Linked DNA regions of Mus musculus: regions 2 and 3 are each linked to region 1. The links are chromatin loops, found by intact Hi-C in ENCODE. Cell type or tissue: heart. All regions are shown on one strand. Each heading gives the region's core, and the rest is flanking DNA. Links, peaks and the distances in the headings are about the cores only.

Region 1 (10,117 bases), core at 1,042-9,041:
AAAACAGGGATGGTGACTTTTCCACAGGGCCCGAGTTGGTTCCCAGTGCCCACATCGTACGGCTCACCAGCACCTGTTAACTCCAGCTCTGGGGAATTCAAAGCCTCTGGCCTCCACAGGCGCCAACAAACACATGCATTGGAGGCATGTGCACACACATGTAAGCAATTATAAATAAGAATAAAATGAACAATAAAGATAGGGCTGGAGCTGGGCAGTGGTGGCGCATGCCTTTTATCCCAGCACTCGGGAGGCAGAGGCAGGTGGATCTCTGAGTTCGAGGCCAGCCTGGTCTACAGAGTGAGTTCCAGGACAGCCAGGGCTATACAGAGAAACCCTGTCTCGAAAAAACAAAAAACAAAAACAAAAACAAACAAAAAAATAGGGCTGGCGAGATGGCTCGGTAGGCAAGAGTGCTTGCTGCAAAGGTTGATGATCTAAATTTGATTCCCCAGGACTCATGTGGTAGAGGGAGTAACAAATTCCCATGAGCTTCACATGCATGCCGTGCCATGCAGGCGTACAAGCATGAACACACACACACACACACACACACACACACACACTGAATAAAGAAATGTAATAGGAATGAGTATATATGTTCTGGACATACATACAGTCACATATTGGATGATCGCACTAACATAGAGGGGAATATAATCCAGGCTGGATTCATGACCATATACTCATTACTAATGTCTTCATTTTCTTCTGATATTAATACAAAGTAAACTCTTCACGTAGGCCTTGGGCACTGAGCATAGGAGATGTCGTCCATGCAATGGGTCCCTCACCCACTGAAGTGAGACACGGGTTGAGTGAGACAGGGAGGACACACTAGAAGGCTGTGTGGGAGCCCTGCTGTGATGGGCTCCATGCTGCTGCTTTCTAGCAAGCCAAGGAGGGATGAATATGTTGTCCTGCAGCCCAACTCCCAGACACACTGGACTCCTGCAGGGAGGCTGGAGGGGCAGCTGGGTCAGAGGAGATCAAGGCTCTGGGTTGGTGAGAGAGAGCCTTGTGAAAGGGTTTTGACTGTAGCTGGGAGGTAGCAGAAGCCCCTGGGAACCTTTATGAAGGGTCGGGAAACTCTCCCTGGCAGCTGTGTGGATCTCTCTGGATTGAACTGGTCAGCAGGCGATGCATAAAGCAGGTGATATGTGAAGGCAGCAGGAATAGTGGATATGTAAATGAGGGGTGACCAGGGAAACCCTAAGAGGTGGAACAAGCAGAATTCAGTGGTTAACTGGGGGGAAGGCATGAATGACACTGAGGCTTCCGGGTCCTGGGCCTGGGAGAGGTGAGATACCAGGGGTGGAGCCTTGGCTGGACAAGTTACCACCACTGTTTTTTGCTAAAATGGTCCTCCTGAGCCACCGGACTTTAATTGTGTGTATTTGTTTCTAGTTTTTAATGATTTGACTGATTTACATTTAAGTCTTCAATCTCTCTTGGGTCCACAATGATAACAGATAATTAGTGAGACTTCAGAGGCTGAAGAGATGGCTCTTAGGTTGAGAGTGATCTGCTCTTCCAGAGGACTCAGGTTTGATTCCCTGAACCTGAGTTGGGAATGGAAAATGGTCAGGACTAGATGCATGAACATATGCACAGAATCAAGGAAATTCAAACCTCTGGATACAGGGCTGGGGAGATGATTCGGTGGTTAAGAGCATTTGTTGCTTTTCTAGGGGGCCTGGATTCAATTCCTAGCACCCACATGGCAGTGCAATCGTTTATAACTTCAGTTCATAGGATCTTACACCCTTTTCTGACCTCCACAGGCATTGCACAGGCAGTACACATACATAAATGCAAGCAAAACACCCATACACAGAAAAAAAATCAATCATCAATTAATCAGTCAATAAATCAATTAATTTCTGGATACACTAAACAGTAGGCTCTCTATAGCTGAAAATACAATCAGTGAAAAAATTATCTGAAGCTAGAAGGTGATAGAGAAAGACTAGGAGGTGGAAAATTCAGATAAGAGCTACACACACACACACACACACACACACACACACACACACACACACGAGAAGGGGACAGCACACATAGAGTCAGAGAAGACATTACAAATATCCAGGGGAAAGATTGTGTACACCCATAAATATGATCTCAGTTGCTAATTCTGTAACTACTATAACAAAGCAGAGGCCAAAAGACAGTGGAATAAAACCTGTATTCAAAAAATTTTATACCCAGTCAAACTATCTTTTAAAAATGAAGATGAAACAAGGCACTTTCATACAAAGACTTGAAGAATTGAGTACTATGTCTCACCACTAAATGTAAAAGGAAAAAAGATTCCAGCTGAACTGTATTAACTGTAACAAGCAGCAGTAGCAGAGTCTAGTGAATATGAGAGAAAATATGCATAAATATTGTCTGAATTAAACGGTGGTTGGTTTAGTGTTAGTAAGTTATATATAAAGATCTATATTAAATACAGAAAATATATACTAGGAAATCCATTATCTGATCACTGAGGGAAAATGAATAAAAAACTGGGAAAATAATTTATTTAACCTGATACAGGGCACTGACATTTGTTCATAGCAAACACCATTCTTTATAAAGAAATATTAATAGAATTCTCTATGATTAGAAACATGATGACTGTGAGCATTTTCACTGCTTCTATTCAACTCTTGAGATGCTTCCCAGTATAGTGACATAAGACAAAGAAACCATTATTATGGGTCCATGTGACTGTCTGTGTAGGATACCCCAAAGAATCTACAGAGAGTTGTTAGAATTAGCAATAGTCCAACAAATATGCTGGACATAAAAGCTAATAAATTAAAGTCAACTCCCCCTCCCCTCCCCGTGTGAGTGTATGTTTGACATGGCATTCCCGTAGAGGTGAAAGGACAGACATCCTGGAGTGTGGGTCTTCTACCTTGTCCAAGGCAGGATCTTTTTGCAGTTCACTACTGTGCATGCATGCCAGGCTGGCTGGCTCACAGGCTTCTGTGGAGTTTCCATTTTTCCACAGAAGCAATGGGATTACAGACGTGTTGCTATTATGCCTGGCTTTATGCATGTTCAAATTTAGGTCCTCAGACATGCCTGGAAAGTGCTTTACCTGCTTAGCCATGTCCCCAGTTAATACAGTTTATTCTTGCAGAATATTTACATGGTGTTTGATGACTTTTACTTCTTTAAAACTAAGAATTATTTTCCTTTTTTTTTTTTTTCTGAGACAGGGTTTCTCTGTATAGCTCTGGCTGTCCTGGAACTCACTTTGTAGACAAGGCTGGCTCCGAACTCAGAAATCCGCCTGCCTCTGCCTCTGCCTCCTGAGTGCTGGGATTAAAGGCGTGCACCACCATGCCCGGCAAAAACTAAGAATTATTGTTCATTCACAGATACCACAAGGAAGAAAAAAAGCACAGGCTTCAGAAAGAAATATTTCTTTCTTACTTTTTGTTTTGCTTTTGTTTTTTTGTGACAGGGTTTCTCTGTGTAGCCCTAGCTGTCCTGGAACTCTGCAGAACAGGTTGGCCTTGAACTAAGAGATCTATCTGTCCCTGTCTCTCCAGTGCTGGGATTAAAGGCATCACTGCTTAGCTAATTATTTCTAACATATATACCTGACAAATTATTAGAATACAGGATATGTAAAATATGTCTATAACTAAATAAGAGAGATACCCCTTAGAACAAAATCTTACAAAAGTAACTGAAAAATTGGTAAAACTATTAACATAAAACTAGGGATATTCCAGGGGCTGGAGAGATGGCTCAGAGGTTAAGAGCACTGGCTGTTCTTCCAGAGGTCCTGAGTTCAATTCCCAGCAACCACATGGTGGCTCACAACCATCTGTAATGAGATCTGGTACCCTCTTCTGGCCTGCAGGTATACATTCAGGCAGAAAACTGTATACATAACTCTTTAAAATAAGTAAATAATCCGGGCAGTGGTGGCATACACCTTTAATCCCAGCACTTGGGAGGCAGAGGCAGGCAGATTTCTGAGTTCGAGGCCAGCCTGGTCTACAGAGTGAGTTCCAGGACAGTCAGGGCTACACAGAGAAACTCTGTCTCGAAAAACCAAAAAAAAAAAAAATGTTAAAAGGTTATTTGTCACTTAAGATAAAAATTTCAGCGTCTCCATCAGACATGGGTTCAATGAAGGTCATGTACTCTCAAAACCGTTAGACTCAAAAGAAGGTTCTGGTGAGGACAAACACAACTGCAGGAGAATACAAGAAAAACACTGTTTAAAGTAACTCTTCTCTGGAGTCATTGTGGAAAAGTACTTTTAAAACGTGTGTTATTTTACCTGTCATTTTGGCTACTTGTGTCACGTTAATCTATGATTAAGTAGTGTAAATGGCCATTTATTTTGTTTACATTTATAAAAATATGTGGATAACCCAGTTATCAAAAAAAAATCTTCCCAATCGTTGAGATTGTGCGGTTTTGTGTAGCACATGCCTTTAATGTATGTGTCAGAATGGAAAAGGTGGTTTCTTTTTTTCTTTTTTACCTGCAATGAATTTTTGCCATTTCTGATCTATATTGTACTTCACACAGTGATTTCCTGAAGGAAATATAATGATCTGTTCATCGAAGAAGAAGACATTGTTGGTCACGTGAGGCCGAAGACCAAAAACATGAAGCGCCTGAGCTACCACGGTGGACATGGTACCTGTCAAAAAGTATTGCAAAAGATGAAGAAAGAGGCAAGTAGGTGGGAGTGAAGCCGAGCAGCGCATCTCCCTTTCCTGCCCCGCCCCGCCCCGCCCATGGCCCCGGCCCGCCCCTCCCTGACCCCGCCTCGCCCCTCCATCGCCCCGCCCCTAGGCTCCTCTTCCTTTCCACCCCACCCCCGGGGCTCTTTCCGAGCCTTTCCTTCCTCTCCTGCACTCCCACCGCCCTCAGATCCTTAGGAGGACCCCAAAGAAACTATTTACCTCTTGCTTCACGGCTCTGGGTTACTAGACTACGTAGGGATCAGTAGGTGCTCTTCCTAAAGATCCGAAGCAATCCGGGCACGCCCAAACGCTAGAGCAGTTCCTATAGCAACGAGAAAACCGGAAGTGCGGCTATGAACCCGGAAGCGGAAGTCCCTGTTGAAAAGGCAGAGGCTTGTGGAGAATTTGTTGGCGGTGGTGCTGCTTGTGGGCACGTGGAGTGGCAGCCGAACCTCGCGGGGCGGAAGGCCGCGAGATGGACACCCCTCCGCTTTCAGAGTCGGACTCGGAGTCGGATGCGTGCCTGGCCTCAGATCAAGAGGTAGGCCGCAGCGGAGCTAGCGGGGCAGGGGCTGGGACGGGGACTTTATTTAGCTCTTTGGTACTGAGGCTCCCCGGTCTGTAGTTGCAGGATGCGTTTTCCCGCGGACTCCTGAAGCCAGGTCTCAATGTCGTGCTAGAGAAGCCGAAGAAGGCAGTGAATGACGTGGTGAGCTCGTGCGAGGGTCGGGGTCCTTGGAACAGGATGCGCACAAGCGCTGTGCCTCTTGGGAGACCGATTCTGGTGGGAAAGATGCACCCTGCGCTGCGGTCGTCATCCTGTGCGGATATTTGAGCATAGGACTTTGGGTTTCTGAGAGTCAAACTCGCGGTTCTCATGAGCGCCTTGTCTGACTTAACCTAGAGTGGCCTGAAACAGTGCTTGGCTGAATTCAGACGGGATCTGGAGTGGGTTGAAAGGCTCGATGTGACCCTGGGTCCAGTGCCAGAAGTCAGTGAGACTCAGCCAACACCTCAGAACCAGGACCAGAAGAAAGGCGTTAATCCAGAAGACGACTTCCAGAGGGAAATGAGTTTGTATGTTTGTTATGGGTCCTGCGATGGAGTTACAGGAAGGGGGTCTTAGTGTGTCTGCAACCTCAGAGGCACTGGGCGGGGTTAGCACGAGCGTGCGAGTGGATCTAGCGGGTTCCTCTGGTGGAAAGAATAGGTTCTTGGTCGCCGTTTAACCAGAACCCTGCTCGAGGGATGTTTCAGAATAATTCATTTGAAGCTTGTGTGGGTGCCTCCAATCATTAGAACACACTTTGCCTAGGGAATGTTATGAGTGCTCTTTCTGTAATGATTGGGAAACAGTTCATAGTCTGCGCAGTATTTAATAAGCTCGTTGTTTTAAACTGACTTGCTCTTGGAAGTATTTTCCCCTCGTAAATAAACATAAAGTGAGATTTCAGTTATATGTGCAATCAGTGGAGTTTTAGTTGGTGTGTCTGTCTTATCTTGCCAGTGCTGGTGGGATGTGATAGCTCTGAGGTTAGGTAACTTCTGAGAGGCAGTAAGAAGACATGAGCGCCCTTCCCCTCCCCTCATTACACCCTGTCCTGTAATGTCAGCTACCGGCAGGCCCAGGCAGCAGTGCTTGCGGTATTACCCCGACTCCATCAGCTCCAAGTCCCTACGAAGAGGCCCACCGATTATTTTGCAGAAATGGCCAAGTCTGATCAGCAGATGCAAAAGGTAGGTTTTTCTTCTGGAAAGCCAAGGTTTCATTTGTTCAGCTGGGTCATTCCTGTAGTCTTCAAAAAAAAAAAAAGATGTGTGGTGTTTGTAGCCAGTATTTCAACAGTCTCTGCTTCAGAGCCATGCCAGTCGCCTAGGCAAATTAGAGAGAGACGGTCTGGAGAAGTATGGGCCCTACGAAAAGAAGCTTGCGTATTTCTTCCCTGTCAGAGTGAGTGGAGTGGACAGACACAACAGTCTTAGAGTTCTGGCCCAGCAATGCCAAGGAGATTACTGTTGCTTCTAGATGGGGTTTTCCTCTCTGGCCCTTTAGCTTTTTAGAAATGGAAGACTTGACGGATAACTCAGATGTGGTGTGACTTAGAGTTGGGGGTTTGCGTATTTCTTCCCTGTCAGAGTGAGTGGAGTGGACAGACACAACAGTCTTAGAGTTCTGGCCCAGCAATGCCAAGGAGATTACTGTTGCTTCTAGATGGGGTTTTCCTCTCTGGCCCTTTAGCTTTTTAGAAATGGAAGACTTGACGGATAACTCAGATGTGGTGTGACTTAGAGTTGGGGGATTTGATCTTCACTTAACTTTGGGAGGAAAAAAACCTTGACGTCACATCCAGGATGTATTTAAAATTGTTCCTTTGGTCTCAGTCTTTGGCCTAGAGAATTACAGGTGGTACCTCAAGAGGCCAATCCTGAGACAAGCACAGATCCATCTACATCTGACAGTCACACACATAACTACTTAGCACTTTCAGTACAATGTGTGTGTGAGTGTGTGTGTGTGTGTGATGGAAGAGGTGAGGTACGAGTGTGCAGGAACTATTACAGATGTGGGCCATTAGAATGCTGCAGTTTTGCCTTAATCTGTGGAGAAACAGCAGGTCCTGTATGATAAGTAGGCAGCTTTGTGCCTTAGAGAGTCAGGGTCGTGTTTAAGCTCCTTCAGCCCATGGACACTTTTGGTGCCAGGCTCAGCTTTGGGACCGTATTGTTTTAATTTGGAAATCTAGGACAGTAAATGAGTTCCACAGCGTTCAGAGCTAGTCAGACACTGGCGCTCCATTCTAGTGTGCTCCAAATAGTGCCTAACAACTCTCTGCGTTTTAGATTCGACAGAAGCTGCAGACTAAACAGGCCGCCATGGAGAAATCTGAAAAGGCCAAGCAACTTCGAGCGCTTAGGAAATATGGAAAGAAGGTGAGAAAGAAAGAGCACCTGCGTGGGCCGGGCAGGGCCGGGTGCGCCAGGGCAGACTGTGCTGGGGTTCCTGGTAAAGTGTCTGCTGGTGTCCCTGAGCACAGGTTCACTCGCCACCGTGGCACACCTGGGTGTATCCAGCATAGTGTGGTAGCAGTGGCTGAGCTGCAGTCTCTAGAGTGATGGTTTGGGATGCAGGGCTGACTTTGTGTCTGTCTCACAGGTGCAAACTGAGGTCCTGCAGAAGAGGCAGCGGGAGAAAGCACACATGATGAATGCCATCAAGAAATACCAGAAAGGTCAGTGTGGCTGTCTGCTAAGAGTGTAGGGAGCCTGGGTCTCAGTACCTTAGAACCGAGGGAGCTCTCTAGTGCTTCCAGTTACCTTGGTTTGAATCTACTGGGCTTATGCTTGGAAAATAGTGCGGGAACAAGACATGCTTCTTTTTTTTTGTCGTTTTTTTTTTTGTTTTGTTTTGTGTTTGTTTGTTTGTTTGTTTGTTTTGTTTTTCTGAGACAGGGTTTCTCTGTGTAGTCCTGGCTGTTCTGGAACTCACTCTGTAGACCAGGCTGGCCTCGAACTCAGAAATCCGCCTGCCTCTGCCTCCCAAGTGCTGGGATTAAAGGCGTGCACCATCACTGCCCGGCACAAGATGTGCTTCTTAAGATGCAGTTAGGGAATAGCAGCCATGTCCTGTATGCTCCTAGACATACAGTGGTGCTGATGTGAATGCTCTTCCCTGCACAGGCTTCTCTGATAAGCTGGATTTCCTGGAGGGTGACCAGAAGCCTGTGGAACGCAGTGCAAAGGCAGGAGGTAAAGGCCAGCAGATGAGTAAAGGGTAAGTAAGGGTCTCGGTTTGGATTTGTCTTCTGATGCGCCAGTCTTGTGATGGCCAACAGTCAGTCCGGCGAGGGAACTTCCCAGAGCAGGCCTCTAGTATCGGCTACTGCTGCTCAAGGGTCAGAGACTTTGATACTGTGGGGTTGGGTCCCTGGCTATAGCAGTGTTTGAAGGTGGAAATTGGTACTTGGATCATTTGAGGTGAGTGTCAAATGACTGTTCTACTCCATGACCCCCAGAGTGATGGTGGGGAGTCAGCCAGAGAAGTCAGAGGTAGTTCCAGCCACCACTCGGATGGAGGCTTTGAGCACCTCCCTTGTGACTGCTTCATTCACTGTGAGGCAGTGCTCTGTGCCTCAGTGCCGTGGAGACAGATGGAGCTGGCAGCTCACCGCTCCTCTTTTCAGAACTCTCTCTGCATAGGTGGACACAGACCTAAGGGAGGCACACTTAAAGCCCTGGCACAGTCTGGGGATGGCATTGTGGTGAGCCATCCCACCTGAGCCTAGCGTGAAGGACATGGACATCTGGGCAGGGAAGTGGGAGAGAAGCCTTTAGAGAAGGAAGACCTTGGATGAGCAGAGACACAGAGGTGTGAGGCCAGGACTTAGAGAACCTTCATCCTGTTGGCATTAGGGAGACAACAGTGGTTTGACTCAGTTATGGGCAGGTCATGTTCCGGTTTTGAGAAGGTAACAGAGTTGTATGTGTAAAGAAAAGGTAGGTAGGGAAGTGGAGGTCTAGTCTGTCTCCACTTGCACAGCAGCCCCGGTGAGCAAGGGTGATGCATCACAAGTGCCATGCGCTGGAAAACCAGGTGAGGGTGATTACGATGCAACGCGCAGGGCATGCGAGGCCTGTGCTGGGCCAATGGCAGGAGGCACCAATTACAAGTTGGCATTTCTAAGGAACTGGAGCCAGTCTAAGAGGGGAGGTGACATGGTTTGGCTAGACAGAATTTGAGAAGTTTCTGAAACTTGTTACATTTGAATGCTAACTGTGGTTTTGTCCATGAGAGGAATAGAGACACTTAGGGCTAAACTAGCTGATTGCATTACAATGGATGCCAGTGGAAGCAGGGAGCTGGTGGTGTTTATAGATCCTTTCTTCCTTTTCTTTGTTTGTTTTCCTTCTCATATGTCGTGAACAGATGAGTTTGCCTGGGTGGTTTGTAGAGTAAAAATATAAGCCAAGGAGAGCCTTAAGGACTGCAGAGATGAACCTGTGGCTGTCACCCAGCTATAAGGCTCATGGGGTTTACAGTGTACTGTCTGTGGGGCCACCTTTTTCAGGCCTAATGCCAAACGAAGATACAAAAATCAGAAGTTTGGTTTTGGTGGAAAGAAGAAAGGCTCCAAATGGAACACGAAAGAGAGCTACGACGATGTCTCCAGCTTCCGAGCCAAGGTGGCTCACGGCAAGGGCTCCAGGAGGCCTGGGAAGAAAGGGGCAAATGTAAGTGAGGGGTCCAAGTTGGGGCCTGATTAGTATCTTCTCAACCCCCTTTCTACTCCCCTTGACTCCTCACCCTGGCACAGAAGGCCAAGTGCTGTGTGTGACAACATATGGTTTTTGTTTTGTTTGTGCAGAAGAGACCCGGAAAACGAGCAAGACAGAAACTGAAGAGTAAAGCC
Region 2 (10,117 bases), core at 718-8,717, 560 kb after region 1:
GCTTTAGACGGATATCAACTCTTTCCCTACCTTACACTGCAACTAAAACTTGTCTCTTTCTAGTACTCTGACCTGCCAACTTCAGTCTCGTATTTATTTTCTGTCTCTATCTCTTACTGTGTCTGCATGTGTGTGCGCGCACACACACACACACACACACACACACACACAGTTGGTTCTCTTTCTCTAGGGAACACTAATATAGGCTCTATTGGAAAGAGCCTGTAGCAGATCTAGTTCCTGTAGAGTCCAGCTGCCTTCCCATCTGCAAATCTGTAATTAATAACTCCACAAACAGGCCGAAACACATATGTGGGTATGACTTGAAAGTGCCTTGCCTTCTTTCCCCAATCCACATCCAAAACTTGGATTCATTATTTAAGTATTTAATTTAAAAAGCCTGTGTGTCAGGGTCCCCAATGAAGGAGCCAGAGAAAAAGTACCCAAGGAGCTGAAGGGGTTTGCAGCCCCATAGGAGGAACATCAATATGAACTAACCAGTAGCCACAGAGCTCCCTGGGACTAAATCACCAATCAAAGAAAACACAAGGAGGGACTCGTGTCTCTAGCTGCATATGTAGCAGAGGATGGCCTAGTTGGTCATCAATGGGAGGAGAGGTTTTTTGGTCCTGTGAAGGTTCTGTGCCCCAGTATAGGGGAATTCCTGGGCCGGGAAGTGGGAGTGGGTGGGTTGGGGAGCAGGGGGAGGGGGAAGAGGATAAGGGGTTTTCAGAGGGAAACTAGGAAAGGGGATAGCATTTGAAATGTAAATAAAGAAAATATCTAATAAAAAAAGTCTGTGTGTGTGTGTTGATGTGTAGCATGTGCAGCGAGTTGCAGGTGCCTTTGAAGGCTTGAAGTCTCATCCTCTAGATATGGAATTACAGGTGGTTGTGAACTGCCCAATATGGGTGCTAGAAAAGCAAACCCAGGTCCTCTGCAAGATCAGAATGAGCTCTTAATCGCTGAACCATCTTTTCAGCCCTGAATTCATTATTTTGTTGTCTCACCTTATAATCTTCCAAATATGATATCTTATCTCATTTTGAGGACATGGCATTGAGACAAGGTTTCTCCACAAAGTCCTGGCTGTCCTAGAACTTACTACAGAGACCAGTCTGGTCTATCATTTACACAGATATATCTTCCAATAATCCACCTGGGATCACAGATGTGTACCACCATACCTGGCAGTAAGGTGTCTTATTTAAAACAAGACCAACTTTCTTGAATTCAATAATCTCTGACCTGGAGGCTGTTGTCAAATCTAATAGTCTTGTGGGTATACGTGAGTAGTTCAAACTGCCACCTTTTTCTCACTGGGCCTCTCTGAATGTCAGGAAGTTTTCAGAAGGGCCATAGCCACAGACTGCAGAGTAACTCATCTGCTCAGGGCTGCACAGCTGGATTGCTTTGGTTACAGCTGTTCCTACCAGCCTGTGTTCAGGTTTCTTGGGATTCTGGTTCCTGTCATGATGTAGGTAACTTAATTTTTGAAACCATGTGCATTCTGGATGTCTCCATCTCAAATTAGCTGTCGAAAACAGCTCTGGGTGTCTCGAAACTCTGCTGTAAACAGCCTGAAGAAAACAGAAACCCATGGAGTATTTACCCCTCCATCTCTAACCCTGAACAGAGAAGAAAGGATGTGTGAGTCTCAAGATACATACTTGTAAAAAGCTGGCGTGGCGAGTTAGAGGCCTGACTGGGGGAAAAGAAAACAGTCTCTGGTGGAAGACATTTGGGTCTGGGGGCTGTAAGTTCACACCTGATAACCCCTGATCAGGCTGACAAAGAGAAGCTGGTGCCAAGGTTCCCTCAGGGAGAGAGCCCTTTCCCCTGGCCTGAACGGAGTCCCCCTGCATTACATCCAAGGTCTCCTCCTAAACCTGGCCCGAGTGCATTTTGTTGATTTCAAAAAGTCATCTTCCAGGGCAATGGGGATGTCTCAAGAACAAGGCAGAGTTCAGAACCGAGCCCTGGGAGAAAAGCAGAAGAGAAACCACAGAAGGCTCTGGACTGGGGTCAAGGAGATGAGGTACTGGAGAAACAGATGCTGGGCCAGGAGCCTGTGCCAGGCCGGATGCTCACGAGAGTGGAGCACAGGGCACAGCCCTACAAAGAAGGAACTTTGAGGCCCTTAAGGGCAGGGCCAAGGTTAGAGGGCCAGGTATCATTAAGCAGAAATAGCTCAGAACCCTGAGGGGACAGTAAGGATGGGTTCATCTTCAGGGACACGTCTCCATTAGCACGGTCTTTTCCTTCTTGTTTGGGGACAATCGATTCCTCTGATTTCTGAAGCTCAGTACAAATGATTAGAGGGGCCGTGTTTTTCCCCTCATCGTGAAGACAAGGTTCAAAGAAAGGGCGAAGTGGGCTCGAGAAACTGTGGGTGAAAGTGAAGATGTGGGACTTATCAGTCACGTTGTAGAAGGAGATGATGCCGGCTTCATAGTCCAGGAAAATCCCCACACACTTCGGGGACTCTTTGAGGCGGAAGGAGGTCTGTGGGGACGTGAGAGCTTCATACTCATTCCCACGGCTCTGTCGCACAAGCCAGTGGCCATTGGCAGGCGAGGCCGTGACCTTCCCTTTCCTGCTCACAGACTCACTACACACTCCAAGAATCCATTTGGTCTTCTCGCCCACGTACACTTCCCAGTAGTGACAGCCGGTTGTGAAATACTCGGAGCCCAGGACGCTGACAACAAAATCAAACCTCTCTGGGTTGTCAGGAACAGGCCGCTTCCTGTCGCCGAGCCTCACACATCTCCGATCCTCAGACAGGATGAGTTTGGGATGTGCCGTGTCAGGGTCCAGGGTCACTGCCACTGCAGAGAATTAGAGAGAGGAGAGAAGAGAGATTTATGTTTTAAGGAATCTCCCAGTAGATTTGGAGGGGAAAAAATAGTCTGGCTATCTGCAAACTATCATTAATCTGTATTAATTTATGGCTTTCTCCCGACCTCCTCCATGTGTGTACTGGACTTCTAGCTTGTAGGTAGAAAGGTGTGCATGAAGTCCTAGGCTCCACTTTCAGCACTACATAAAACAGGCAGGGCAACTCACTTCAGTGCTTGGGAGTAGAGACCAGAGCATCAGTAGTAGCAAAGATCACCCTTGGCTACATAGAGCGTCTGAAACGAGCCAGCAGCACTACATTAAACTCTGTCTCAAAAGGCCAAAACAAAAAAGTCTAGACTTGGATGTTAGACCCTGCATTGGTTAGGTTTTTTGTCAACCTGATTACAAGCTAGAGCAGATAACAACTTGTGGGTCACAACTACTTGAGGAGTCACATGTCAGATATCCTGCGTAGCATATATTTACAGTACAATTAGTAACAATAGCAAAATTATAGTTATGAAGTAGCAATGAAGATAATTTTATGGTTGGGGTCACCACAACATGAGGAACTGTATTTAAAGAGTTGCAGCATGAGGAAGGCTAAAAACCACTAAGCTTGTATAACCAGGAAAGAGGGAAATTCAATTAAGAAAATGCCTGTATCCGCTTAGCTTGCTATTGGGTTTATTTTCTTGATTAATGGTTGGTGTGATGGTACTCAGCCCATTGTGGGTGGTGTCATCCCTAGGCAGATGGTCCTGACTGTATAAGAAAGCAGGCTGAAGAAGCCATAGGGAGCAAGCCGGTAAGCAGAATTCACTCCTTCATGGTCTCTGTTGCAGTTCCTGCCTCCATATTCCTGCCCTGGCTTTGCCTGATGATTAACTGTAAGCTGTAAGCCAAATATACCCTTTCCTCCTACGTTAGTTAGCATTGCTATTGCTGTGACAAAACACCATGACCAAAGCAACTTGGGGAGGAAAGGGTTTACTTGGCATATATATATATATATCCTGGGTCACAGTCCTTTAAGAGAAGCCAAGGAAAATCACAGATTTGATCCAACTATGCTACATAGTGACAGTAACAACAACAACAACAACAACAACAACAACAACAAATGTACAGTCTGCATCCAGATGGAACGGGATGAAACCTAAGTGGCAGAGTTTGTGAAGGACGGACTCTGAAATGAGACCGGGTTATTAACTTACCAAAATGTAGCCGGGCTCTTCTCCAGCCTGAAAGGCAAAGAAGGGAGGTGTTAAAGCTGAGGAGACATGGAGGCCACCCAGAGACCAGAGCCAAATCCCGGGAGAGAGCATCTCACCTGCATTGGCCGCCGCTCTTTTCAACTCTGGGGAAGAAGAAACAGGGGTGGGGGTGAGCTGTCTGCCTCTGCACTTACTGGGCAGGAGATCTAACAGTGTGGACATGATAAAAACACGGGTCACTTACTCAGTTCACTCCGGAGTTTCTCTGAAGAATAAAAACAGTTGGACATCAGAACAAGGTCAATTACCCACTCGCAAGGCTTTGTCCCTCACACCCACATTCCTAGAGCAGATAAGAAGCAGCTACGTCCTAGGACTTCCCCATAATGTTGTCTGCACTGGTGATAGCTCCCAGCTGTGGCCTGGGGGTCCCCAGAGATATGACAGATGGTCCCCAAATTTCTATGTGATCCAAACCTTTAAAAAAATGTATGTATATATTTTGTATGTATATAGTGTTCTGCCTGTATGTTTGCCTGCATGCCAGAAGAGGGCACCAGATCTCATTATTGATGGTAATGAGCCACCATATGGTTGCTGGGAATTGAACTCAGGACCTCTGGAAGAACAGACAGTGCTCTTAACCTCTAAGGTAAATCTTATCTACAGACCCAATAAATATTGCCTGTCTCACCTGTAGGTGACAAAATAAGGGTGTGAAGACATTATAGAATAAAATATAAGTTTATTTAAAACTATCACCCATTCTCTTGTTAGCATGTATATTTTCTCTGTGTAAAATATATAGATTTGTTACATATCTTCAGGTTTGTTTGTTTTCTTGTTTTTTGTTTTGTTTGTTTTATTTTTGAGGTAGGGTCTCACTCTGTAACTCTGGCTGGCCTGGAACGTGATAGACAGACCAGGCTGGCCTTGAACTCACAAAGATTTACTTGCCTGCCTCTGCCTCCTGCGTGCTGGGATTAAAGTTGTGCACTATTATATCTGGCAGGATTGTTGTTGTTATTATTGTTATTAAATGTCAAAAATTGGTTCCCAAAGACGAAGTGACTGAGAATCCAGAGGACTGTGTCAGATTCACGTAGAGACTCAACTGTTCTAGATGCTGCCTAAGGTAATACGAGGCCTGAATACAAAGGACTCCCAGATGGCCTCAGCTTCGAGAGACACACATCTTGGTAAAACAGTTCCCACTTAGAGGCTATGTAAGCGTTATGCAGGAAACAGATACAGAGAGCATTCACAAAGGGGCTGTGAAGAGCCAGGAAACCTCCTTGTAGTTCAATTACTCTATTCCCCCTACCCAAATAATGAAAGTTGAGTCACTCAGCGCACAGCAGAGATGGCCGCAGAAAGCAGGAGGTGCAATAGAACTCAGCAAAACTTACTGAGGGCTTTGTGGAGTCTTCCTAAAAAAAAAAAAAACAGAGAGAGACGGAGAGAGGAGTGAGCAACTAGAGCCTCTCCCTTCATCTCTGCGGCCATGGAAGGCCTACCACTCCACCACCCCACAAGTTACGGAACAGGGCTGCTTCCAGCCGGATCCAACCCCTGGTTCCCAAGGTCAGACTTGGGAGTCCAAGGGAGCTTTTACAACTTTCCTGATGGCCAGCTGCCCCAGACTTTCGTTCCTCTTTCCAATCGTATCTGTCTGGTCTCACTTCCTCTGTCTGTTTCCATATTTGCATGTGCGCTTGCAAGCACATGTGCATACACGCACGTGTGTGAGTTTGTGTTGGTGTGTGTGAGCTCGTGCCAAAGAATTGAAACTATGCATCTGAGAGGCTCCAAAAAAGCTAAGGGCTAGACTCAAGGTAGGTTCTTGGGCTTGGAACAGTGAAGCTAAACATGCCACAGCTCCTCAGGAGCTTAGGATTGATGGCTGTTACTTTCACGACTAAGTGCTTCCATTCGCCATGTCCTGCCCTTACAGAGTATGATGTGGAACCTCTTAACAGTGGCATGCATGGAATTACTATTCCTGTTTTGCAGAGAGTGGGCTGAGGCTCAGAAGGACGTGGAATTTTCTCAACGTCATCTAGCTAGTAACTGACCATGGAGGCAAGATTCCAACTCAAGCCTGTCTGGGTTTCTAAGACAGTGTCCCCTGCCATCATACTGTCCTCTAGTCCCCTTGGGCAGAACAATCGGTGTGACTACAGTGTGCAGTGTACACTCCAACTCCAGGATGGAGAGATAGAGAGTGAGGCACAGAGCCTAACACCACTCAACTATGAGCTGTCAAGTCAGTGATGTGCCTTCCAGCAAGACTTCACAAACGTGTCTGTTGACATTTGTCCTGGGTGGGCCCCAGCACACGTTCATTCGATTAATGGTAATGGCGTGGCATTGAGGAAACGGTGCCCCAGATCCTGTGACAGATCTTTGTAAAGGTTTCTCTTTTAACACTGAGAACTTACTGCCCTATATTTACAGATGAGGAGTCCAGAGCTCTGGACAAGACCAAAGTACTCAAGGCCAAGATGTAGTAGCTGAGATGTAGTAAGCTGAGCCAAGTACTGCTGACCCCAGAGCCTGAGGTCCTTCCATGGCACCACATCACCTCTCTCCATGTCAAGGTCATGTAGATTCCCAAGATTCTTATGCATCCCATGTAACTTTGTTCATATAATGTTCCAGTCATATGCAGTCCTCCTTTTACAATGACTGGCAGAAGGACTGGTGAAGGGAGTTTGATGGTCCAGACCCATGCATTTGGGGTATTGGCATCTCCTCAGCCACTGCCACCAATTCCATTGCCCCTTGACACTGGAAACTACATTCTGCACTGTGGAGGGACGGCTAGTATTGATTATCAGTAGAAAGAATGCTGCGTTTGTTCCCTGTCTTGCACTCTGTACATACCTTTTTCTTTGGCGTGGTCTTCCAGAAGATTTTCTAGAGAAAGAAAAGAGAAAGCAAATAAGATTCGTGGCCATTTCTGTGGAGAGTCCCTACTCCCTGTTGGTTTTATCAGCCCTTGAACTGCCCAACTCTGCCACCTTCAGCTCCACCCCACCTGATCTGGTCTATCATTTTTCTTCGGAACAACAAAAATGGAAACCCAACTTGTCTCCCATGTCTTGTCTTACTCCTCTGATCTCTTCACAACACAGTAGCTGAAGAGCACACGTCAAAGCATGATTCTGAGCAGGATGTCCCCATTGACTGCTTTGCCATCTCTTTTAGGAGAAAAGACTGGGTTCCTCCATCAACACAAACAGAGGTTGATGAAACTTTCAGGGACAAAGTTTAGTTCTGTGGGCACTGGTGATACAGAAATCAACAAAACAAAAGCATGCCCCTGACCCCTGCCCAGGGCACTCACCTACCTCCATCGCTTGCTCATACAGCAGCTTCTCTGGAAGGGGAGAGAGGAGAGAGTGAGCTCAGCTGAGGAAGCGCCTTTTCCTCCATGCTGCTGCCCAAACATGGTCTGAGCTGTCTGAATAGGACTGACCCCTCCGCCAATATAGGTGTATGGCCATTTGAAAAGATCACAGTCTTCACACCCTCAGATGGAGGAGGAAGTGTTGGGTTATGTAACTTTCCAAATCCTTTGCAATTAAGATCCTGAGAAATGCAACCATTTTAAATGAGGGTTTTATCCAAATGAATATAATTGGATTTCCTGATTAGAAAGCTCTAATTTCTTAGTTAATTAGAAAGCTGCCAGGGTTGGTTCAGATCTAATTTCTCAAAGGCTGAGAATTCACAGCTCTACTCAGAGCCTCTCCACAGCTTACTCCCCTCCCTCTGCCATGTGATTCCCTGGCACGTGGCTGTCCCAGTTTTCAACTGGCAGGGTCTCCCACCTGCAGCAAATATTGTGTCCACATCTACTCCTGTGGGTCTTTCCCCAGAGCAGTCACAGTCTTCCATACCCCCCAGCCCTCCCCACCAGTGCCCACAGCTCCCTTACTGCCAAGTTACCTTTTGATTTTTTTTGTTTACAAATGAGCCAGATGCCAAGGAGGATGAGGAGCCCCAAGACGGGCAAGACCACAGAAAGAGCCACCGCTGGAGAGGACAGACTTCCTCGTTCTGGGGCTGAAACAAAGATCACCAATGACCACCCTCAGGGAGACATCTGCAAGCAGCTCCCTGCCTCGAAGGACAGATGGCTCAGGTGCATCCTGCTGTCCCATTGCCTCTAGGAAGAGTCCTGCCAAGACTGATGAAGCTCTTTGCTTCTCTTGGGAATTCAAACTCCAGGTGGCAAAGTGAAATGGGGTGCTCATATTTTACAAAGGCTTCTCAACCACAAACTAACCCTGTTCTCTAACTCCACTGACAAGGACTCCCAGGGACCTCACAGTCCTAAATGTGTGCTCCTTAATAATCATCAACAGTCCCTCATGAGTCCTGTCTGCCTTCTTCTGGTATGCATCCACAGGCTCAGCTGCAACAGTGTGCTCCAGGCCACTGGTGTGGGACTGAGGTCTGTGTCCCCGCAGGTAGAGCAGGAAAGGGGTGGAGCTGTGACAAGTGGTGGAGAGTCCCAGCTGGCTGGATGTTCTTGTTCAGCCTTTGGGTGGCTCTAGGCAAGAGACCTAGCCTCTCCCAACTTGGCTTAACTTATCTATAAAATGGAGATGGTAAGAGTCCTAATTCCCTGGGACTTGGGGGGAGGGGAAGGACTTAAATATATTACTTTAAATTCTTATGCTAGGGAGAGGCAATGTCAGAAGAGGAGAAGGGCATAGAGGGAAGAACAATGAAAGGGACCGGCAGATGTCCAGGAGGCTGCTCTACCAACTCATTTTATTACATGGCTCCATAGTTAGAGGGTTTTTCAAAGTGTCACACTTTTTAACCCAGCGGTTCCATTTCCTTAGGATGTGATTCTGAATCGGCTCCCAAAGAGGTATGAAGATGTCCACTATGTCATTAGTTATAACATGAGGGGGGGGGGGGATGGCAAGGCATCTGGATTTCCAAACACAGCCTTTGTTTAATTTGTTTTAATCTATAGACACACAATAAAATTCTATGCCACCCCAAAAAATCAAGTTATGAAAAGATATTTAAAGATATAGAAGAAAAATGGCATATAGCTAGGCAGTGGTGGCACATGACTTTAATATCAGCACTCGGGATGCAAAGGCGGGCAGATCTCTATGAGTTTGAGACCAGCCTGGTTTACAAAGAAACTTTCAGGTTATCCAGGGCTGTTACACACACTCCTCAGAGGTACATACATGTAAGTCTTGAGAGCCATACCCCAAAAATATTAGCAGTAGTTCTCTATAATTTATGAGATTCTATACCATTGTTTTGATCTCTCTAAAATGTTCCCTTTTTCCAAGTTTTTCTTTTTTTCCAATATACATTCTTAGAGCTATAATATGATATAATTCATGGAAATTTTGAAAAAATGTTTAAATTTTATGTGTATGGGTGTTTTGTTTGCCTGAATGTCTATGTACCATGCATGTGCCTGGTGCCCCAGCGGCTGAGCCATCTCTCTCACCCCTGAAAATTCCTTATAAAGTTTCCACTGAGGTAGGGGTTTCCTCCAGGCCTCTTAGGAGCCTCAAGCTTATATGCATCCCAGCATTACCTCCAATAATCATGGCCGTCGTCTTCTCTTGGCCAAGGGCCTCATTATGGATAGTGCAAGACACATTTCCCAGGGCATTGTCCCTGATTCTGCTGGACACTGCTGTTCGGAACAGCCCATTTTCATCCAGGGAGTGAACCTCTGAAAGGGAGAGTAGCGCTCTACCCGTAGTGTCTCTCCACTCAGTCCACGGCTTTGGGAACCATCCCACTGATTGACACAGCAGCTCGATCCACCCAGCATCATAGCCCTTCACGTGGATGTAGGGATCAGAACCTAAAACTGAAGAAGACAGATTGCCTGACTGAGGCAATCCAGCTGACTAGCAGGGCCCTGGCAAGGGCATGGTCCTAGCCAATTTCTTGCCCTCCACTCCTCCACCCTTCCCTGATGGACAGCCACAGCTGGTAACAGACCTAGAGCATATGCCTTCTTACCCTTGCCCACAGCTGCTCGGTTCACCACAAAACGG
Region 3 (10,117 bases), core at 2,118-10,117, 190 kb before region 1:
GTTGGGCAGTTTAGTCACTCAGTGAGCTCCAGGTTCAGTGAGACAGTCTTCTCAAAAATGGAGAGAGGGCTAGAGAATTGGCTCAGAGGTTGAAAGCATTTGTTGCTTTTGCAGAGGAGCTGGGATGGATTCCTGGTACCCACATAACATCTCATAACTATCTGTAACTCTAGTCCCAGGAGGTACACATACATGTGGAAACAACACACACAGTCAAAAATTAAAAAAAAAAAAAAACTTAAAAAGCCATAGGGGAAGACCCCAAACATTGCCCTCTTGCCTCTACGTGCGCACCCACAGGTCCATGCACCCACACATGTGCATACACATACACATACATACAAACCCACAAAAGAAAAGGAAGGGCTGTCTGTAGCTTTTAGATGCCTTAGGGCCTCCAAAGCTGTTCCCTTCCTGTGTGCCTCTGCCTTTTGCTTCACTGTGATCCATCGCAGGGAAGAACTCTGGGCTTGCTGAATTCAATGCTCTCAGGAGCTTGGATCTGGGGGGGGGGGGTGGTCAGAGAAGGCATAGGAATAGTTGGGGAGGAATGCCTTGAGAGGAGTGACATCGGGGACAGCCTGCCACGGCCTGCTTTGTGTGGTGCCACCTCTACAGAGAGACCCTCGGGCCTCGTCCTTTCTTCTGAATTTGCAGTACTCAGTTTGTGGATTCAGAGTGTCTGAGATGTATGCCTTCTCGCCTCAGCCTTGGCATGTCCCAGACTGCGTTGATGTTCCTCAGCCTCCACCCACGTTACAGAACTTGCATCAGGCCTTGGTGCTTACTGTTCTTTCCACTGTTGGCCTGGGCCATCTTCCCCGCTCTGCTGGGATTTCATTCTTATCCAGCCTGTGGGTTCAGTTCCTTAGTTTGTCAGTCTGCTCTGGTCTGGTTTTCTTGCCCTCTCACCTCCAAGGCCTTCCATGTAGCTTCCCTGGAGATCCCACACGGTCCCATTTATGTCCACCCTCCTAACCTAAGCATCACTGGGATACAGGAGTGCTTGTATATACCTGTAGTTTTAGCACTCAGGATGCTGAGGCAGGAAAATAGAGAATCCAAGGCTAGCCTGAGCTATAAAGTGAGATCCTACCTTCAAAGTGGGTGGAGGGGGGGGCAGCACTAGGAAGATGTCTCAGTTGGTAAAGTACTTGGGGTTGATTCCTAGCACCAATAGGAAAGATAGGTGCTGCTAACTTCCACATACACTCACACACACACATTCCCGCCTCCTTTATAAAAGAAACAAAATAAAACAAAAACCCTAAACCCAAATTTCTGATGAATACCACCACCCTGCTCAGTTCCCAAGAGGTGGAGCCATCTTCTGTGCCCAGGAAGCATGCCTGATGCCTGCCATCAGTTTACCAGACTTTTATCAGTTCCTAAAACCTCTTATCTTGCTGCGACTCAGGCTCAGGGAGTGCCTCGCCTGCTGCTGAAGAGAAATAATCTTTATCAAACTCTGTAAGTGTCATCCCAACCTATCGACAGACTGCATTTCTACACATTTCAGCCTGTGACGTGTTTTCCTTAGCCAAAGCCAGTCTGTGTGTGTGTGTGTATGTGTGTGTGTGTGTGTGTGTGTGTGTGTGTGTGTGTGTGTGTGTGTGTGTGTGTTTCTGATGGGTCCCATTGTCTTTCCATACAGCCTATAAACAAGATCCCACCCTTTCCTGTTAAAAGCAACCAACCATTAGTATCAATTTAGAAGTGAGAGCCAGGCACTGAGTCTAAAAGCTTCCCCCCCCCCCCATGATTCCTGTGTGCATTCAGGGCCAGCAGTTATAAACAGAGGCTGGGGATGGTCACACATGCCTGTAATCCTAGCACTGAGGGGACAGAGGCAGGAGGATCTGGAATTTGAAAGCAGCTTGGGCTGCATAGTGAGATCTTGTCTCAAAACGCGCACACACATATACACACACACACACACACACACACACACACACACACACACACACACACACACACACACACGAGCATACAGTGGGGAGGGTTGGGGGAGGCTGGGGTGGCTCTGAGTTGGAGAGAACTCTACTTAAGAGTTTCCATCACCTACCACATCTTTTGCTTCTAGGCCATTACATTGCCTCTGTGTGTCTCAAAAGCCTCTCCCTAACTGCTAGAAAGTGTTTCTGAGTGTCAGGTATCATTTCAGAGAAGCCTTTAAGAACAACCACACACACACACACACACACACACACACACACACACACACACACACACACACACACACACACTCCCCAGAGCTGATTAGGTTCCCCATTCCCCAGAGCTTTCATAGGGAACTTCACCTACATGTGACTGTGTGTTCATTTATGTGTATGTCTGCTCTCCTGGGCTGGGTGCTTTGAAGACTCCATAGCTGTGGAGATGCCATTTGGCAGACTTGGGCTATATCGGGTATTGGAAGATGCTTTCTGTCAGGACCAAGTTAAGAATAGAGTCTTTGAGTTTGTTCACTCATATAGTCAGCCAACATTTATTGAAGCCTTGCCACAGTCATCTCTCAGTGTGGCCCAGATGAATATGCACACACTTGAAGCTTCCTGTTTGTTTGACTTTAGGACGGTGTCGTCATCTTGCCAGTGTGCTTTCACAAGGGAGATGTAGGCCCAAATCTCTCGGTAGGACTTTCAGAGCTGTTTATGGATTTGCTCGTTGTTTAGGAAAGGTTTGTTAAAGGACTACTCATTAAATCATATACAAACATGTCCTCTGTGTAATGGCCTGATTCTTACCCTGACTGTTAATATTGAGACAGAGACTGCTAAGCACTTTACACGGGCTATTGCCTTAACCTTCACAGTAAGCCTATAAGCTAGGGACCATTTGTTCTCATTTTTAGAAGGTTCCATACCTCCTAAAATATATGCACGATCACACACACATTAACTGGGACATTTAAGCTCAGAACTTCAGAGTCAGGTGTGGCCTTAGAGCTGTTTGAATACACATGAAAGCCATCAGGACCTTGGTAAGTATTGGTTAACTCAATAAACACTACTCTCAAGAGAAATATAAAGATGTACTGTTCTCTCCGGGTCTTAGTTTCTCCTTTCCTTCCATTGTCCTATGTATTTTTAACAGCAAGTCAGAAAACATGTACGGTTAACTGCATGACAGATAATAGGTCCAATTGGAGTTAAGAGATATGACTAAAATATGAACTTTTCCTGCTGAAAGGATCGTGGAGTTGGGAAAGGTGCAGAAAATACATTAGTCAGAAGCAGGAGTGGTTTACAGAGTGGAGATCTGACTGCATCTCACGATGATGAAGGCTTGAGAGTCAGAGGCAGCCCCATAGATGGATATGTTTGTATGTAAATTTGTGCACATTCATCTAACAAGTCTTAATCACACATGCAAAACACCATCCCGAACGCTCCACTGGGAGCTTTTGGATCCACCACAGATGTTCACTGGAGAGAAAGCTGCTGACATTTGATGGCTGGAGTTCAGGCTATGGCTTGAGAATGACATTTCAGGGACATGGGGGTCTAGTATACAATGATACAGAAGCTGGGTTTGGAAGTAAATTCTCTGCTGGTTGTTTTTTTTTTTTTTTTTTTTTTTTTTTTGGTCAAGAGTAGGTGCTAACAGGTAAACAGGTAATCTAAAGAATGCTGAAAACTATACTCTGGCCTTCATCTCTTATCAATGCCTAGGTAACCAAATCCACCAATTATGAACCTATTATCCTTCCTAGCCACTGCCTCTTCTAAATTCCTCAACTCTCTGCCTACTTACATCATCCAGTTGTCCAAGCTGTAATTGAGTCTTTATAGGAAAGACAGATTTCATGCCATGCAATAGTTGGACTATCTGGTGCTGGGGTGGGTGGGTGGTGGTACTGAATTGACATCTAACTCCTCCCCCACCCCTACCCCTGCAACGTTGTCTGGCTTTCCCAACCCCATCTGTTACCTCTTCAGACCAGCTGTTTTCCTCTCACCTGGTCTCTCTAGTACCTTGTACCTGGGTTATAAGTTATGTTAGTGTGGGGAGCAGAGCTTAATGTGGTTTCGCTCACTGTAGATGGCCAGTAAATGTCTGACAGATGAGATGAGCTGCCTCAAAATTCTTGTTTTCTTCTGCTTCTAGAATAAGTCAGGCAGCCTCATTTGGCCTCCAAGATCTACTACATTGAACCACAGCCAATTTCACTTGCTACCCCCACCCCCACCCCCTTTCACTACCTTGAAGGCCAGTTTAGACAGTGATTCACAGTTCTTGCCTGGGGCCACTTGTATTCTCCCATCTCCGTTCCAGGAAATCCTCTCTGTGCCTCCTAAAGCTAGGACTCATCCAAGTTTATAGGCTCTGAGAAGCATGGTGGTGGCCGACTGCTGCCTCCCGCTAAAGCCTCCCGCCACCCCAATCAGCCCTTAGTAGGCACAGCTGGCCCTCCTCTTCCAGGAAAAGCCTTGAGGGAACGGTTGAACCCTGGAAATTTCCCGTAATCATAAGCCGCGACTGTCACAAAGCAGACAGGAGATGAGTGGGTCCTCATGCTGGACTGGACAGAGGACCACGAATGGGGCCATGCAGGCTGAACCTCAAGAAGAAGCTGGGTGCGGGCCAAGCCATAGTCATCGGCGGGACAGGCTGAGAGATGCGAAGGAAGGGGTGGAGAGCTGGGGCTGGGTGTGCTTCCTGCCCCGGGATCTGGCGACCCGCCCCTGCTCCCGCCCTGGCGGCCAGGCAGGCGCTGGACGGCCCCTCCTGCCTCGGCCAGCCGCCCAATCAGCAGGCGCCCCCCGCCCGGCCCGCCCCCTCCCCCTCTGGTGACAGAAAGTCGGCCCAGCAGATGAGGAAGTGGCCGGCAGGCGGCCCTGGGGACTTCTCTCCGGCCCTGATCCCTTTGAACCCTTCACTGCTGCCCGCCTGGTTTCCACTGGTGAGTGTGTACCTTCCATGGCTCCCCACGTGCCAGCGCCCCCTGCCTGGCTGGCCAGGCTAGCCCTGCCCTGCCTGCCTTGCCCTGCCCTGCCCAGGCTGTGGGCGAGGCTGTTCCTGGGGCGAGTGGGTGGGAGGTCCCAGGCACTGGGGCTGGGCCTGCCCACAGGATCCCTCCCCGGCACCTTGGCCCCTGACCCCCATTTGCTCACACCTAGTTCTTTTTCAGCACCTCCTGGCCTTCCACCCTTTGCCCACTCCTCTCTTTTCCCTTCCTGCCCCATGCCGGTGCCCTTTTTCTTTTCCATCCATCTTAAGGGAACTGGCTCTGTTTCACTGCGGGAGGGGGGTGGTGCGCACCCGGGTTTCCCTCAAACTTAGGGAGAGATCCTCAGAAGTCTGGACTCCCTCTTGCCCTCTGGGTCACTGTGTATCTCCCGGTGTTAAGTGGTGGTGAAGGGCGAGTGAATTGGAGGAGGTGGTTGAGGGAGGAGATAAGGAACTGGCAAGCTCACGTGTGTCAGAGCACATGCCTAAGTGCTAGGCCCCACTCCAACATAAGCCACCAACCAAAGTCTAACTGTAGGAAGAAATGAGTGTCACTCACCAGAGAGCTGTGTGTGCAGAAGGGAGGTGTGGGTGAAGATGTACCCATGCCTGGTCAGCTGTATGTCCCGCGGTTAATGCAATCCCTGACAGGTGTGAAGTTTAGGAGCCTGGCATGTCCGAGTCCAGTAGGGAGGCCTGTTTGGGTGATGTGGTCAACAAGATATGCCTGGACTGTGTGTGGATGTATGCTGGCTAGCTCCTGGCGCGGTATGCATGTCTCTGGGGGTGGTTGAGAGCGGTGTGATGAAGGTACATATTACTGTGTGAGAGCGTGGATGTGGATGGTAGAACTCAAGCCCCAAGGCTGGAGATTGATGGAGAGCAGCTGGAGCACTCCGCTTGTTGGGCAATTGCCGGAGTCCTCTGGGACAAAGTCCTAGGCTCTCCTGGGTCTAGGCTAAATTTTTGTATCCCTATAAACTTTCCCTTGGCATTCCTTCCAACTTTGAGGAGGAGGGGACCTAGCCCATGAGGCTCCCTCCCAGAAGAGGGAAAGATTCCTGAGACCTCCCCCACTCTCCCACCTCCTCACATACCACTGGTGTCCTCACCCCTCCCTGGTAGGGAAGGGTGATGCCCATTCTAAAGTAGGACAAACTAAGAATTCATGGCTGGTTTGGGAGAGAATGCTGGGTGTGGATTTTTTAGCAGTTCTGGCTTTGGCCAGACGTCCTGGCCAGAAGTTTCTGGAGAACCTACAAACTTATCTGGCTGGTCAGAGGTGGTGAGGCTGGGGCTCACTTGGCTTTCTCAATTCTGGTGGGTCCTGCTCCTCTAGGCATTGACCTGTGGCCTGGACCCACCCTCCACCCCATGCCCAACGTAGCGGGGGCGGGAGGAGGGCGGGGCTGCTACAAGATCTAGTCAGACAGGTGGAGCCGCCAGGGCAGGAGTCTCAAAGAGCCAGGCTCCTGGAGTGGAAGAGAGAGAGAGGCAGAACTTGCCCCTGAGAAGAAGGGAGGAGAGAGGCTGGAGGTGAAGCACTGGAAGAAGGCAGGAGGCTGGAGGTGAGAGCCTGGGAGGCAAAGGGGAAGCCCGGGGGCACTGGTGTTCACCACAGAAGTGGAACCCTAGGTTTGTTCAGGTACTAGAAAGGACAGAAGCAGGTGGGAGTCCCTGCAGGGGACAGAGGCGAGAGGAGAGTCTTGGAAAAGGGCCAGAGGGACTTTACCTGGGAGAAGGGGGTATGAGAGGAGTGGCTGAAGGGGAGATTCTCTGGAGAGAAGAGTGTCTCTCAAAGCTGAGAGATGAGACTGCTTGCCAAAAAGGTTGAGGAAGTTCACTGGGAAGATGAACTGTGTTGTGAGGAGAAAGGCTCCAGGAGACCTGGAAGGCAGGTCTCAGAGGGAAGGAGGAAGGCAGGGAAGGGAAACACTCGAAGAGAGTGGAGGGGAAAGGTGGGACAGCTCCATCCAGGCAGGCCGGATGCTTCGGCAGCCGATGTTCCAGACTGTCTCTTCTCCCAGTACACGCCTGCTCACCATGGCCTCACCATGGCCAGGATTCGACCTGGGGCCTTGTGTATGCTAGGAAAATACTTTAGTTCAGAGACCTATCCTTTTGTCAGTGAGGCAGCAGCTGTCTGATTCTGTATCTTGTCCTGTGGACCACATGTGTGATGGGGGGCCATGCAGTGGTCCCTGCCTAATACCTCCTCTCCATCCCTCCTTAGAGTCCTTAGCCAGGATGGAGGCTGTTGTGAACTTGTACCACGAGCTGATGAAGCATGCGGGTAAGCTGCTGTCTATGGCACTGCCTTCCTTCCCTTCTTCCCTGGTATCCCAGGATCTAGGGTTATGTCCTTAGGAACTCCTTGTGACCTGACTCATGTCTAGACCAAGGAAGGCTCTTAAACCCTGTGACCCTCACTCCTTTGACATCCTATTCACAGATCCCCGGATCCAAAGCTACCCTCTGATGGGGTCCCCCTTGCTAATAACATCCATCCTTCTGACCTATGTGTACTTCATCCTATCGCTTGGGCCTCGAATCATGGCTAATCGGAAGCCCTTCCAACTTCGAGGCTTCATGATTGTCTACAATTTCTCACTGGTGATACTCTCCCTCTACATTGTCTATGAGGTAGGCTGGAATGCCTAGGCTGTAGTTTCTGTTGAAGGTTAAGAGTTAGGGTACAGGGCATGGGCCAGAGCATGGCACTATCTGTTGCCGAGGTTCAGTTAGTGAAGGGGAGGGGTTGCTGGGAGAGAACGGATGGTTTAATCCACTCTTTTCTTAGTTTCTGATGTCTGGTTGGCTGAGTACCTACACCTGGCGCTGTGACCCCATAGACTTTTCCAATAGCCCTGAAGCACTTCGGGTAAGTAGAGCCTTAGGTAACCATAATTATAAGCAACCTAGATAAGGGAGAGCAGAGTTGGCCAGGTAGCAGAGGCTCTTTGGATACTGTGTAACTATTAAGATTGATCTGACTTCTCACAGATGGTTCGAGTGGCCTGGCTCTTCATGCTTTCCAAGGTCATTGAGCTGATGGACACAGTGAGTGTTACAGCTACTACAACTTGGGAGTGGGAAGGATGGACGGGGGGGGGGACAGGCATGCAACCTCCCCATTCTTCCCCCAGGTGATATTTATCCTCCGGAAGAAGGACGGGCAAGTGACCTTCCTCCATGTCTTCCACCACTCGGTGCTTCCCTGGAGTTGGTGGTGGGGGATAAAAATTGCTCCAGGTGAGCAGTGAAGGCCGCTGGAGAAGAGGGTGGCCACGGGGAAGAGAGGCTCATCTCCTGACCATCTTGTTTGCCATCGTAGGAGGAATGGGCTCCTTCCATGCCATGATAAACTCCTCTGTACATGTCGTCATGTACCTCTACTATGGATTGTCTGCCCTTGGCCCTGTGGCCCAGCCCTACCTTTGGTGGAAGAAACATATGACTGCCATTCAGCTGGTGAGGAGCCTGTTGGGCCCAAAGCCAACCCCCAGTGTTTCTAACTTAGCTCCTTCTTTCTACCCAGTTTCACCTCTGATCCTTGCCCTCCCCACCCTAAGCTATTTCTATTCCCCCCCTCTGCGCCCCAACCTATTTCTGACCCTTGTCTTTTTCTATCCCAGATCCAGTTTGTCCTGGTCTCACTGCACATCAGCCAATACTACTTCATGCCCAGCTGCAACTACCAGTACCCCATCATCATCCACCTCATCTGGATGTATGGCACCATCTTCTTCATACTGTTCTCCAATTTCTGGTATCACTCTTACACCAAGGGGAAGCGGCTGCCCCGTGCAGTTCAGCAAAATGGAGCTCCAGCTACCACCAAGGTCAAGGCCAACTGAGAAGCATGGCCTAGACATTGCCCACCTAAGTGCCTCAGGACTGCACCTTGGGCAGCATCCACAAGTGTCCTCTCTACCTACACCCGTGACCAGGGCTCTGTGGTCAGGACTGAGCAGGCGGACTGGCTCTCCCCTCCCCACAGCTGGTCCACAGGGGCCACTGTTCCCATCCCTTCTCCCAGCCAGCTCCAGGGATGTGGCCTCACTGCTGTCTGCCACCAGAACTGGAGGCTGAAAGGGCTGGACACTTACTTCCCCCTCCCTGCCTTAAACTTGGGAGAGGAACACTCAGGGCTGGCCGGCACGCACCCGGGTCTTGTGGCCTTTCTCCTCACACTGAAGAGGTCAGCAATAATCTGTCACTGTGGACTCAGGCTCCCTTCTCACTCCACATGGAAGCATGAGCTTCGGGCCAAAGGTCAGAATGGGCAGGCAGCAGGCCTGGAAGTCAGGCTGTGCGCTCACTTGTGTCTTAATTAAAGTGACGGGAAACCACTGAGATTGTGTGTGTGTGTAAATGAGGTGCGGGACACAGCTTTAGCTCTGGCTTGTTTACAAACAAAAGGGATGGGTGGTAGTGCATGCGGTAATTCCAGCTCCTGGGGAGGGTACAAAGCAGGAAGCTCAAAAGAGCCTGAACCCTGTCTCAAAAGAAAAATGATGCTCAGTAGGCAGGGCTCTGGGTTTGGTCCCCTAAACTACAAAAATAATATAAAAAGGGGGGTTGCCAAGTCTAGCTCTAGTCAGAGTAGGGGAAGCATGTAGGAAGGATGCTGGGACATAAGGAAGATACGAACTTTATTAGAAAAAATAAAATAAAAACAAGAAAGGAAATGCGTTTGTTCAACGGATGCCTTGGTGGATGAGGCTACTTTTAGCTACACTGGCTTTTTCCCGCTCACGCCGAAGGGCAGGGTCCATCTCAAAGCAGCGCCACAACCGTAGAGTCTCATCAGCTGCTGCTGATGCCACTGTGGCCCCATCTGGACTCATTGTAAGACCCAGGACCCGTGCTGTGTGTCCTAGGGCGAGAGCAGTGCATTTGAGTATACACACAGGCCTCCCTCTAACTTTGACAGTCACCTTGAAATGCAATTTGAATGCCATACACTCACCCTTTTATAATTCAGTGGTGTTACTGTATTTACAAGGTTAGGTTGTACATTGTTATAACCAGTACCACGACATTCTAAATCTAAGCCTGTTAACTCTGCATTTACCCATTCTCGTGCAATCATACCCTCCCACCACCCTTGCCAAATCCCCAGGCAAGTCATATCAGTCTGTTTATTCTCAATATTTCATAT

The links. Hi-C counts contacts between places; a loop is a spot of excess contacts. Peaks named below come from ENCODE experiments on the same cell type or tissue, not always from the same donor. Only the 100,000 strongest peaks of a DNase experiment are listed, where the experiment ranks them.
Region 2: it touches region 1 in a loop (2.2-fold over the local background); 19 of 42 quality-filtered maps call a loop at or near these places.
Region 3: it touches region 1 in a loop (4-fold over the local background); 3 of 42 quality-filtered maps call a loop at or near these places.

The regions. Positions count from the first base shown.
Region 1 is chr4:118,615,748-118,625,864 of GRCm38, forward strand. Cfap57 (cilia and flagella associated protein 57) reads right to left here and starts at 5,038. Exons shown (of 23, transcript NM_026789.5): 1 at 4,929-5,038; 2 at 4,502-4,663. The coding sequence starts at 4,658. It overlaps Ebna1bp2 (EBNA1 binding protein 2), which reads left to right and starts at 5,052. Exons shown (of 9, transcript NM_026932.4): 1 at 5,052-5,250; 2 at 5,335-5,418; 3 at 5,614-5,786; 4 at 6,323-6,446; 5 at 7,551-7,640; 6 at 7,864-7,939; 7 at 8,388-8,481; 8 at 9,776-9,938; 9 at 10,073-10,117. The coding sequence starts at 5,185. In heart, for the core only: no CTCF peak of the experiment used is centred there; a DNase peak (open chromatin) is centred at 5,064; H3K4me3 peaks cover 2,009 bases; H3K27ac peaks cover 1,312 bases.
Region 2 is chr4:119,175,896-119,186,012 of GRCm38, forward strand. It overlaps Ermap (erythroblast membrane-associated protein), which reads right to left. Exons shown (of 13, transcript NM_013848.3): 5 at 9,646-9,927; 6 at 8,016-8,132; 7 at 7,411-7,443; 8 at 6,948-6,980; 9 at 5,471-5,491; 10 at 4,306-4,326; 11 at 4,178-4,204; 12 at 4,062-4,088; 13 at 1-2,831. The coding sequence ends at 2,116. Among named protein-coding and RNA genes, the nearest start is that of Zfp691, 6.8 kb to the left of the region's middle. In heart, for the core only: a CTCF peak has its summit at 4,610 (motif pointing right); DNase peaks (open chromatin) are centred at 2,026, 2,646 and 5,686; H3K27ac peaks cover 374 bases.
Region 3 is chr4:118,423,310-118,433,426 of GRCm38, forward strand. It overlaps Elovl1 (elongation of very long chain fatty acids (FEN1/Elo2, SUR4/Elo3, yeast)-like 1), which reads left to right and starts at 4,784. Exons shown (of 8, transcript NM_019422.3): 1 at 4,784-4,906; 2 at 7,187-7,246; 3 at 7,406-7,596; 4 at 7,754-7,834; 5 at 7,957-8,013; 6 at 8,100-8,205; 7 at 8,288-8,424; 8 at 8,589-9,644. The coding sequence starts at 7,201. The coding sequence ends at 8,810. Cdc20 (cell division cycle 20) reads right to left here. Exons shown (of 10, transcript NM_023223.2): 10 at 9,592-9,832. The coding sequence ends at 9,654. In heart, for the core only: a CTCF peak has its summit at 4,870; DNase peaks (open chromatin) are centred at 4,732, 5,592 and 6,342; H3K4me3 peaks cover 3,073 bases; H3K27ac peaks cover 2,768 bases.